2 separate regions of the Homo sapiens genome follow, and region 2 is linked to region 1. Evidence: read pairs that join two places in POLR2A ChIA-PET (ENCODE). Cell type or tissue: OCI-LY7. All regions are shown on one strand. Region 1 overlaps NUDCD3 (NudC domain containing 3). Region 2 overlaps NUDCD3 (NudC domain containing 3).

Evidence for each region. ChIA-PET counts read pairs that join two places held together with the same protein. Peaks named below come from ENCODE experiments on the same cell type or tissue, not always from the same donor. Only the 100,000 strongest peaks of a DNase experiment are listed, where the experiment ranks them.
Region 2: POLR2A ChIA-PET joins it to region 1 with 9 read pairs; 6 of 35 experiments call an interaction of 5 or more read pairs at or near these places.

What each region holds. Positions count from the first base shown.
Region 1 is chr7:44,416,164-44,421,163 of GRCh38, reverse strand. The region is part of intron 3 of NUDCD3 (NudC domain containing 3); the gene reads left to right. Among named protein-coding and RNA genes, the nearest start is that of NUDCD3, 72 kb to the left of the region's middle. In OCI-LY7, no CTCF peak of the experiment used is centred here; no DNase peak of the experiment used is centred here; H3K27ac peaks cover 1,127 bases.
Region 2 is chr7:44,467,099-44,472,098 of GRCh38, reverse strand. All of the region lies in intron 2 of NUDCD3 (NudC domain containing 3), which reads left to right. It also overlaps the pseudogene RPL32P18. Among named protein-coding and RNA genes, the nearest start is that of NUDCD3, 21 kb to the left of the region's middle. In OCI-LY7, no CTCF peak of the experiment used is centred here; no DNase peak of the experiment used is centred here.

The DNA.
Region 1 (5,000 bases):
CCCCTGTCTTCACCATATTGGCCAGACTGGTCTCGAACTCCTGACCTCGTGATCCACCCACCTTGGCCTCCCAAAGCTCTGGGATTACAGGTGTGAGCCACCACTCCTGGCCCATCTGTGTCTTTTAATTGGGGCATTTAGCCCATTTATATTTAAGGTTAATATTGTTATGTGCGAATTTGATTCTGTCATCATGATGCTAGCTGGTTATTTTGCACATTAGTTGATGCAGTTTCTTCATAGTGTTGTTGGTCTTTATATTTTGGTATGTTTTTGCAGTGGCTGGTACCGGTTTTTCCTTTCCATATTTAGTGCCTCCTTCAGGAGCTCTTGTAAGGCAGGCCTGGTGGTGACAGAATCTCTTAGCATTTGCTTGTCTGTAAAGGATTTTATTTCACCTTCACTTATGAAGCTTAGTTTGGCTGGATATGAAATTCTGTGTTTAAAATTCTTTTCTTTAAGAATATTGAATATTGGCCTTCACTGTCTTCTGGCTTGTAGAGTTTCTGCAGAGAGATCTGCTGTTAGTCTGTGGGCTTCCCTTTGTAGATAACCTGACCTTTCTCTCTGGCTGCCCTTAACATTTTTTCCTTCGTTTCAACCTTGGAGAATCTGACGATTATGTGTCTTGGGGTTGCTCTTCTCAAGGAGTATCTTCGTGGTGTTCTCTATATTTCCTGAATTTGCATGTTGGCCTGTCTTGCTAGGTTGGGGAAGTTCTCCTGGATAATATCATGAAGTGTGTTTTCCAACTTGGTTCCATTCTCCTGTCACTTTCAGGGACACTCAGTCAATCGTAGGTTTGGTCTTTTCACAGAGTCCCATATTTCTTAGAGGCTTTGTTCGTTCCTTTTCATTCTTTTTTCTCTAATCTTGTCTTCACACCTTATTTCAGTAAGTTGATCTTCAATCTCAGATATTCTTTCTTCTGCTTGATTGATTTGGCTGTTGATACTTGTGTATGCTTCACGAAGTTCTCATCCTGTGTTTTTCAGCTCCATCAGGTCATTTGTGTTCTTCTCTAAACTGGTTATTCTAGTTAGCAGTTCCTGTAACCTTTTGTCAAGGTTCTTAGCTTTTTTGCATTGGGTTAGAACATACTCCTTTAGCTCAGAGGAATTTGTTATTATCCACCTTCTGAAGCCTATTTCTGCCAATTTGTCAAACTCATTCTCTGTCCAGTTTTGTGCCCTTGCTGGAGAGGAGTTGCGATCATTTGGAGGAGAAGAGGCATTCTGGTTTTTGGAATTTTCAGCATTTTTGTGCTGGTTTTTTCCTCATCTTCATGGATTTATTTACCTTTGATCTTTGAGGCTGATGACCTTTGTATAGGGTTTTTGTGTGGGGGTCCTTTTTTTTTGATGTTGATGTTGTTGCTTTCTGTTTGTTAGTTTTTCTTCTAACAGGCCCCTCTTCTGCAGGTCTGCTCCAATTGGCTGAGGTCCACTCCAGACCCTGTTTGCCTGGGTATCACCAGTGGAGGCTGCAGAACAGCAAAGATTGCCACCTCCTCCTTCCTCTGGAAGCTTCGTCCCAGAGGGGCACTGGGCTAATGCCAGCTGGAGCTCTTTTGTATGAGGTGTCTGTCAACCCCTGTTGGGAGATCTTTCCCACTCAGGAGGTGTGGGGGTCAGGGACCCACTTGAGGAGGCAGTCTGTCCCTTAGCAGAGCTCGAGCACTGTGCTGGGAGAATCCTCCTTGTCAGGATCTGTTGCTCTCTTCAAAGCTGGCAGGCAAGAATGTTTAAGTCTGCTGAAGCTGCGCCCACAGCCGTCCCTTCTCCCAGGTGCTCTGTCCCAGGGAGATGGGAGTTTTATCTATAAGCCCCTGACTGGGCTGCTGCCTTTCTTTCAGAGATGCCCTGCCCAGTGAGAAGGAATCTATAGAGGCAGTCTGGCCACAGCCACTTTGCCACGCTGTGTTGAGTTCCACCCAGTCCGAGCTTCCAGGCCTCTTTAGCACTGTTAGGGGAAAACCACCTACTCAAGCCTCAGTAATGGCAGGCGCCCTTCCCCCCACCAAGCTCGATTGTCCCTTGGCTCCCTGGCTTCAGCCTCCTTTCCAGGGGAGTGAACGGTTCTGTCTTGCTGGGGTTCCAGGTGCCACTGGGGTATGAAAACAAAAACAAAAACCAAACAAAAAAAAAACTCCTGCAGCTAGCTCAGTGTCTGCCCAAACAGCCTCCCAGTTTTGTGCTTGAAACCCAGGGCCCTGGTGGTGTAGGCACACGAGGGAATCTCCTGATCTGCAGATTGCAAGAACCTTGGGAAAAGCTTAGTATCTGGGCTGGATAACACAGTTCTTCACAGCTTCCTTGGCTGGGAAAGGGAGGCCCCCTGCTCCTTGCACTTCCCAGGTGAGGTGACGTCCCACCCTGCTTCTGCTCACCCTCTGTGGGCTGCACCCGCTGCCTAACTAGTCCCAATGAGATGAACAGGGTACCTCAGTTGGAAATGCAGAAATCACCCACCTTCTGCGTTGGTCTCACTGGGAGCTGCAGACCAGAGCTATTCCTATTCAGCTGTCTTGCCAGATCCCCCCATATCATTCATTCTATTTCATAGATGAGAAATTGAGGCTGAGAGAAGTTACTGAATCATCCAAGTTAACTTGGAAAATCCACAGTGTCATCTCCCTTGTTGTTATGCCTGGAACAGTGAGCACTCTGGATAAGTTTTTGAATGAATGAATAGCTGCATGAATGAAGTAGCAAAGCTGTGGTTTGAGTCAGGTGTGTCTGCTTCTAAACCTTATGCTTTTCCCTCTGTGCCACCCTCCTTACTCTATACATACAAGTGGTGCTGGCTTCTTAGAAGGAGAGACTGTCCTGGAACACGTCTCATGTGCATTTATAGGAAATGAACCTCTCTGTATGGTGGGGGCAACTTGGCTTGCACCTTGCATCCCACATGGTGACAGTAAGGTGACTAGGCTTAGTCCCATTCCTGCCTCGGCTGGGTAGGTGTGAAGTCCAGGCTGGCCTGGAGCTGAGTCCCTCTGGCCCTCCTGTCCTGTGCCTTCCGACTCCATGACCACTCCCTCTGCAGTCTCTCCTTCATTCTCCAGGGGCCACTTGAAATAGGTAGACATGTCCTAAACCTGCCCTGTGTGTAGGAGTTTGGGTGGGGTCCATGGCATCCCTAAGAAGACTGAGACTTTTGCAAGTGCCCTGTGCCTTTAAGGTACCACAGGCACAGATCAGTGAGTTGCTGGTGGCCTGGCTTCGGCAGCAAGTAGCTGTGTGCTCAATTTTCCCTTCTTCCCACCCCACATCCCCAGTATATCTCTTACCAGCAACTGGTGACCTCTAGAATCATAGACTTCAGTATAATTTTAAGATCAAAGTCAGACCAGATCACTAGGGATCATCCACACGGAATTCTATTTTCAAATGACTACTTCCTGTCTGTTTTTAATAGGCCAGGAGCAGGAGCTAATAGCTCTTCCCAAGTAGTTTATCCAGAATTTTGGGGTTTTAGTGGGTTAGGTGTTGATTTCCATTTCATTTTTTGTTAGTATTGCCGTGTATGTAGTTGAATAAATTAGGAAAAGCATCGATTGCCATGCTTCATTCACTTGGCTAAAAAAAATTTACAGTTTCCTGGTCCTTTATCTGTCTTCTGAACTGCTCTATGAACCCCTGGGGCTTTCTCTGAAAGGGTTTGTATTAGGCCCAAGCTAAAACTGGTTATTTTCTCTTTTTTTGACTCAAGAGACCCAGGTTAGCTAACAGCTTTCACCATACTTTGCACAGCTACCTGGGACAACTCCCCACTGGAAATGGTGTCTCAGATATGCTTGTTGACTATCTGGGATGTTGATGCCATGATTCTTCCCTGTGGTCGGCACCGTGTTATGAGGGTCCTGCCCTGATGTCTTGTCTGAAGTTCAGATTTACACCTCTCTCAAATGCACTTATCATGACCTCTAAGATGATGTGGCTCTACTATCACCAAGGATAACCCTGGATTTGGCTCATTCTACATTAGACGTTTTCTAAACGTGTGGGCTGTGCTTTGTCCCAGGAACTGGGCATGTGGGAGTCACCAAGACAGACAAGATTGCTGGTTTGGAGCTTATATCCCAGTGGGGTACAGCAGTAAAAGTCAGTAAATAAATGAGCAAGATGGAGGCAGGTGCCGTATAGAACCTAAAAGTGGGTGGTTTGTGTATTTAACCAGCACTCGTGTGGTGCCCTCTCTGTGTCTTGAAATAGTGAGTTGTCCCCCCCAGTCCTCCTATCATGCAGGCAGTCGCTGTGCACCCATGAGGGCTACTGAGAGCTGTGTGTGCATGGTCTCAGCCAATAAGAGCCAGGTCACAATCAAGGCTTGCTCTGGAGCTAGTGCTCTCTCTCACCTCAGAGAAGGGTCGAAGGTGAAGTTTGGTTATAAGTATCAGGATAGAAGGATGGAAGGAAGGGACTTCTTTTTTCAGTGGCTTATTTAATAGTGGCTTGCCTTATTTATTTATTAACACGGTATATCTATGTGACAATAGGCCTTTTGTGATGCTCGCTGACCTAATTTGTACTGGTGACCTGCCTTGGTGGCATGCTTCATCTCCTATGGGGTTGGAAAAACTTTTTTCTCCTTCAATAGTATTTTTTTTCCCCATGTCATTCTTACAACACTGCAGACCTCTTATTTTTTTTATTTTTTATTTTTTTTTGATTTGGAGTCTCGCTGTGTCACCCAGGCTAGAGTGCGGTGGCGCCATCTTGGCTCACTGCAACCTCCGACTTCCTAACTGCAGACCTCTTTTAAAAATTCTTGGCTTGGCATGGTGGCTCAAGCCTGTAATCCCAGCACTTTGGGAGGCTGAGGTGGGCAGATTGCTTGAGCCCAGGAATTTGAGACCAGCCTGGGCATCATGGTGAAAGCCCATCTCTACAAAACAGCACAAAAAAAATTTAGCTGGGGATGGTGGCACGCTGCTGTAGTCCTAGCTACTTGGGAGGCAGAGGTGGGAGGATTACCTGAGCCCAGGAGGTCAAGGC
Region 2 (5,000 bases), 51 kb before region 1:
GGGTTGATTGGGGTTGGTCACGGCTTCCATCAATCTGAGAAGCTGACCAGTGGTTGAGGTGGCATTACTAATTAGGCAATAGACACACGAGTCTGGAGTTCTGAGAAGAGTAGGGACTGGGATGGGCATTTGGAAAACATTAGCATTTAGATGCATTTAACCATAGACTGGGTAAGATCACCAAGGCAGTGAGGGTGGATGGAGGAGACAAACCTGAGAGCATTCCAGGAGCCCTTGTGACCGGTGCAGTAACCCCTCGATTAGACCTGTTGCTTCATCTCTGGTTTGTTCATGGAGTCCGGATGAGCACCTAAAATCCTGTGTCATTTTGTGAGTCTTTGTCACCCCTTGCTTCTAAGAGGTATATCTAAGGTCTGTGTGTCACTTCTACTCTGTAGTGGCCTCAGTGTGTCCCTGAGTAGGTGATTCTGTGTTCTCTATCCTATGAGTGGTGGCTGTAAACACTTCTATGTGTTTACACACTCCTATGTGTTTACAAAAAACCTCTATGTGCCTTTCCTGTGCAAACTGTCCTTTGTGTGTCTTTTCTTGTGGCCACTCATGCTTGCCCTGCTCATTCTGTCAGCAGAGAAGTCAGGAGGAGGGGAGTGGGACTGACCTAGATCACCTAGCCCTGAGCTGGTTGTTACCATGTACAGTTGGCCCTCTGTATCCTTCGGTTCCACATCTGCAGATCCAACCAACCTTGGATTGAAAATACTAAAAAAGCCAAAACCATAAAAAATAACAATACAACAATAAAGATAATACAAATAAAAAATATTTAACAACTATTTACATAGCATTTTCATTGTATTAACTATTATAAAGCTAAAGATGATTTAAAGTATACATGAGGACGTGCATATGCAAATACTATACCATTTGATATCAGGATATCAGGGACTTGAGCATCGTTGGATTTTGGTATCCTTAGGGTTCTTGGAACCAGCACTCTGTGAATACCAAGGGACAACTGCATATCTACTTGTTGGGTACCATTTGTCGTCACCATGCAAGGCAGGAACTTTGTTCATTGTGGATTCTACTGCCTGGCACGTAGTTGGTACTCAGTAAACAGCTGAACAAATAATGATTGAAGTTAAAAGTCACATTGAAGATGATCAACCTTTGAATTTTAACATATCTCATGAATGCCACTCTTCAGTAACATTTAGTTTTTCTCATATTTTCACATTTGTGTATGTTCTCTGTCTTCTTAGGGCAACTCAGAGTTGTACTTTGAACTTGGTAGTAGTTTGAACTCTTGTTTTGGTTTGGTCAAAGTAAAGATAAATAAAAATAGTTAAAAGTTAAACTTGCTAGTAGAGTCCTGAGGCCACTTCTCTGTCTTCCAGACATTGTGCTGAGCCGTCAGGCTGTCAGCTGCCCCTTCTGGTTTTGTTGTTTGTGCTCTTGCCCTTCTTTCCCTTCCCTCATGGGTTGCTTCCCTTGCAGCCCCTGAGTTACAGATGCCCAGGACTATGCAGAGCCCGGTCCACGCAGGCCTTGTGCTCTCTGAGCCACGCTGTGAGGTAGTTGGAGTGACCTGAGTTTTTGTATCTCCTTTAATTAAGCCAAGGAATTTGCTGTGGAAGCAGCATCTGAGTGAGAGGCTAACATTGGGGGGACCTTAAACCGAGCCTGGGCGTGTAGGCAGCTCTGTCCTATAGGATTTGCTTTGAGACCCTCTGGAATAAGTCATCTCAAATGACTTGGCTGTGAGTTCTGTGAGCTGAGAAATCAGATTTGGAGCCTGTTATCTGGTCTTTAAAATAGCAGCTGTGGGATTCTGAAGAGTGAGGGTCAGATCTGTGGTCTGGCTGCTGGCTGCTGTGGTATGGAGTCAGTGTTCTTAGCTAACCAAAGACTAGCATATTCTCTCTCTCATATAACTGTTAATGTCTGTTTATTTTTTGGTCTTTTAAAAAAATCTTTGAATTTTAGATAATTCATATCTACCAAAAAAAATTGCAGAAGTCATGCGAAGAATTCTCACATATGCTCTTCACCCAGCTTCACCAAATGTTAGAGTCTTTTATAATGAGGGATTACCATTAGCTCATCTGTAGACCTTGTTTAAATTCTGCCTGTTGAATCATGTCCTTTATCCTTGGCTCAGGGTTCAATTTGTTATTGTCATTGTATTCGTGGTTGTGTCTCTCTTCAGTCTCCTTTATCTGGGACAGTGACAGTTTCTTAGTCTTTTCATGACCTTGACAGTTAAAGAGAACTGGTCCTTTTTTTTTTCCTTCATTGCCATTTTTTTTTTTCGTGGAATGTCCCTCATTATAGTTTTGTCTGATGCTTCCTTATGACTGTATTCGTGTTATATGTTTTTGGCAAGAATGCCACAGAAGAATACCATGGTGGGCCCTTAGTGTGTCATGCCAGGATTTGTCCCATTCCTTCTGATGTTAATTGTGATCATAACTGTGATCATTTGGCTGAATGGATGGCTGCACATTTCTTCCACTGTGGAGTTACTGTGTTCCTTTTTGTAATTAATAAGTATCTTGTGGGGAGATAACTTTGAGACTAGATAAATATCTTGTTTCTCAGCATACCTTTACCATTAATCTTAGCAACCACTGATTATTCTTGCCTGAAACAATTATTACTGTACTGTTTGCTAAATGATTTTCTATTTTTATCATTCTCTCTCCATTTATTATTTAGAATTATACTTGTCAAAAGACAAAATTATAACAAATTTAGTTTAAAGATCTAGTTGGCATTTGTGTTTCTAGAATTGGGCAACATCTCATTCTGTAAAATAGAATGAGTATTCCCATGAGCTGACCAAAGGAGGTAGGTTTTATAGGCAGAAAAGGGCTGAGAAAAGCAGACACAGAGAACAAAAAGCAGATGGGTCGTTTCAAAGTCACTTCCTCATAGGGTTGAAACAGGTAAGGGGTCTTCCTTACCTGCTGACTCAAGTTGACTGAAATCTCCTGTTTTTTTTTTTTTTTTTTTTTTTTTTGGTTTGTTTGTTTGAAAACTGGCCCTTTTTAAAGTTCATTTTGATTGTCTCTATTCTGGTTTGGTCTGGTGTGCTGGGGCCTTATGCAGGAGCTCAGTCCAAAACAAATGGACTGTAAGGACTGTAAGTTTCACATGCTGTAAGGAAGAGCTTTTCTTTCTCCTCTACTTATTTATTAGTTCTTGGTGTATGTCAGTGTGTATTCATGGATAGTTATTCCATAGGTTATGGTCCATTACTATTGTTTAATTGCTCAAGTGGCCTCTTGCAGTTGACTTTTCCTGTTAACATGTTTGCATCATTTTTCGAGCACTTCTTTATTTTCTTGTACACTACAGGAAGTTCCAGGTTTGAATTCTTCTCCTGCCCTGGCTGTGGAATGGACCCTTTCTCCAAGAAGTCCTTGGGTTTTGATAAGAGATTGAGATTACAAGCCAAGAGCTGGGCCTGCTGTGTTAGTTGGTGCTGTGGTGTCAGGCTTCTAGACTCTCCCAGTGGATGAGCAAGGAGGATACCTGTCTCTTGCCTTGTGGTTTGCTCCTTTAATCTCTGAAACTGTTACATTTATCTTTTTACTTCCTGATTCTAGTCTTTTTCCCCCTTTTAAAAAAATTATGTTATGGAATAAGAGTATGAATCTTGGAGTCTAGAGACCGGGCATTCAGTTGCTAGCTCTGACACTGATAAGCTGTCTGGCATTGAACAAACAAATTCTTTCGTCTCCCTGGGCCTTAGTTTTCTTTTCTTTTTTTTTTTTTTTTTTTTTGCAGTTTTTACATTTATTTAAACAGAAAACGTGCACACGAGCTGTCTACTCATTTTCTTCGCTGCGCAGCCTGGCATTGGGGTTGGTGACTCTGATGGCCAGTTGGGCAGCTGTTTCCACGATGGCTTTGCGGTTCTTGGAGGAAACATTGTGAGCGATCTCGGCACAGTAAGATTTGTTGCACATCAGCAGCACTTCCAGCTCCTTGATGTTGTGGACCAGGAACTTCCGGAAGCCACTGGGCAGCATGTGCTTTGTTTTTTTGTTGCTCCCATAACCAATGTTGGGCATCAAGATCTGGCCCTTGAATCTTCTACGAACCCTGTTGTCAGTGCCTCTGGGTTTCCGCCAGTTACGCTTAATTTTGACATATTGGTCTGACTGGTGCTGGATGAACTTCTTGGTTCTCTTTTTGACGATCTTGGGCTTCACAAGGGGTCTGAGGGCGGCCATGATGCCGAGGAGGAGATGGCTGCCACCTCCGTAGGCAGCGCCGAGGAAGAGAGCCTTTTCTTTTCTTTTTTTTTTTTTTACTGAGGTCTTAGTTTTTTTCTTATATACAATAGGGTGATAACAATTAAAGGGCTGTTGTAAGGATTAAATGAGATAGTATAATTAAAGCTTTCAGTATAAGCTAAGTACTAGGTTTGGTTCTTGGATTCAGCAAGTATTTATGGAATACTTTTTTTTTTTAGGGGCTTGGGGCAAATGGGGTTTAAGATTGCCAGCCTGCCCCAGTCTTTTGCCTCGTCCCTGCCGGGCCTCAATGGGGACCTTGATCTCTGACCTGCCCCTTGATCAAAGAGCTCCACCTCTGACTTGTCCCTTGATCTGGGAGCTTGGGTTCTAACTTGGCAGCCTGGATCAGGGTGATTGGCCTCTGGCTGATGCAGAGGAACCTCTGGCTTCTTTTTCTTCCTTTGAGCAGTTGTACAATTTGAGTCAGGAAGGGAGAGAGGATGGCTTCTTTCTGGCCACCCACTAGCAGAAGTCTTGGAGTGGGCGCTTCGCCGTTCCCATGTTAAATGAGCAGTTCTGATTCTGTCTGGGCACATTCTACTTCTGAAAGCAAAATTTCACACCGATCTCTGTGGGTGGTATTATTGTGAGGACCATTGGAAGGGACTCTCCTTCCTTCCCTCCTTTTCTGTCATAACTTTTCTATCTTTATTGACCCATTCTTCAGTAGGGGTGAGATGCTGGTTCAGCAGGCCCTGTAATAGCAGCACACTCTGCCCTGCAGAGGTTGGA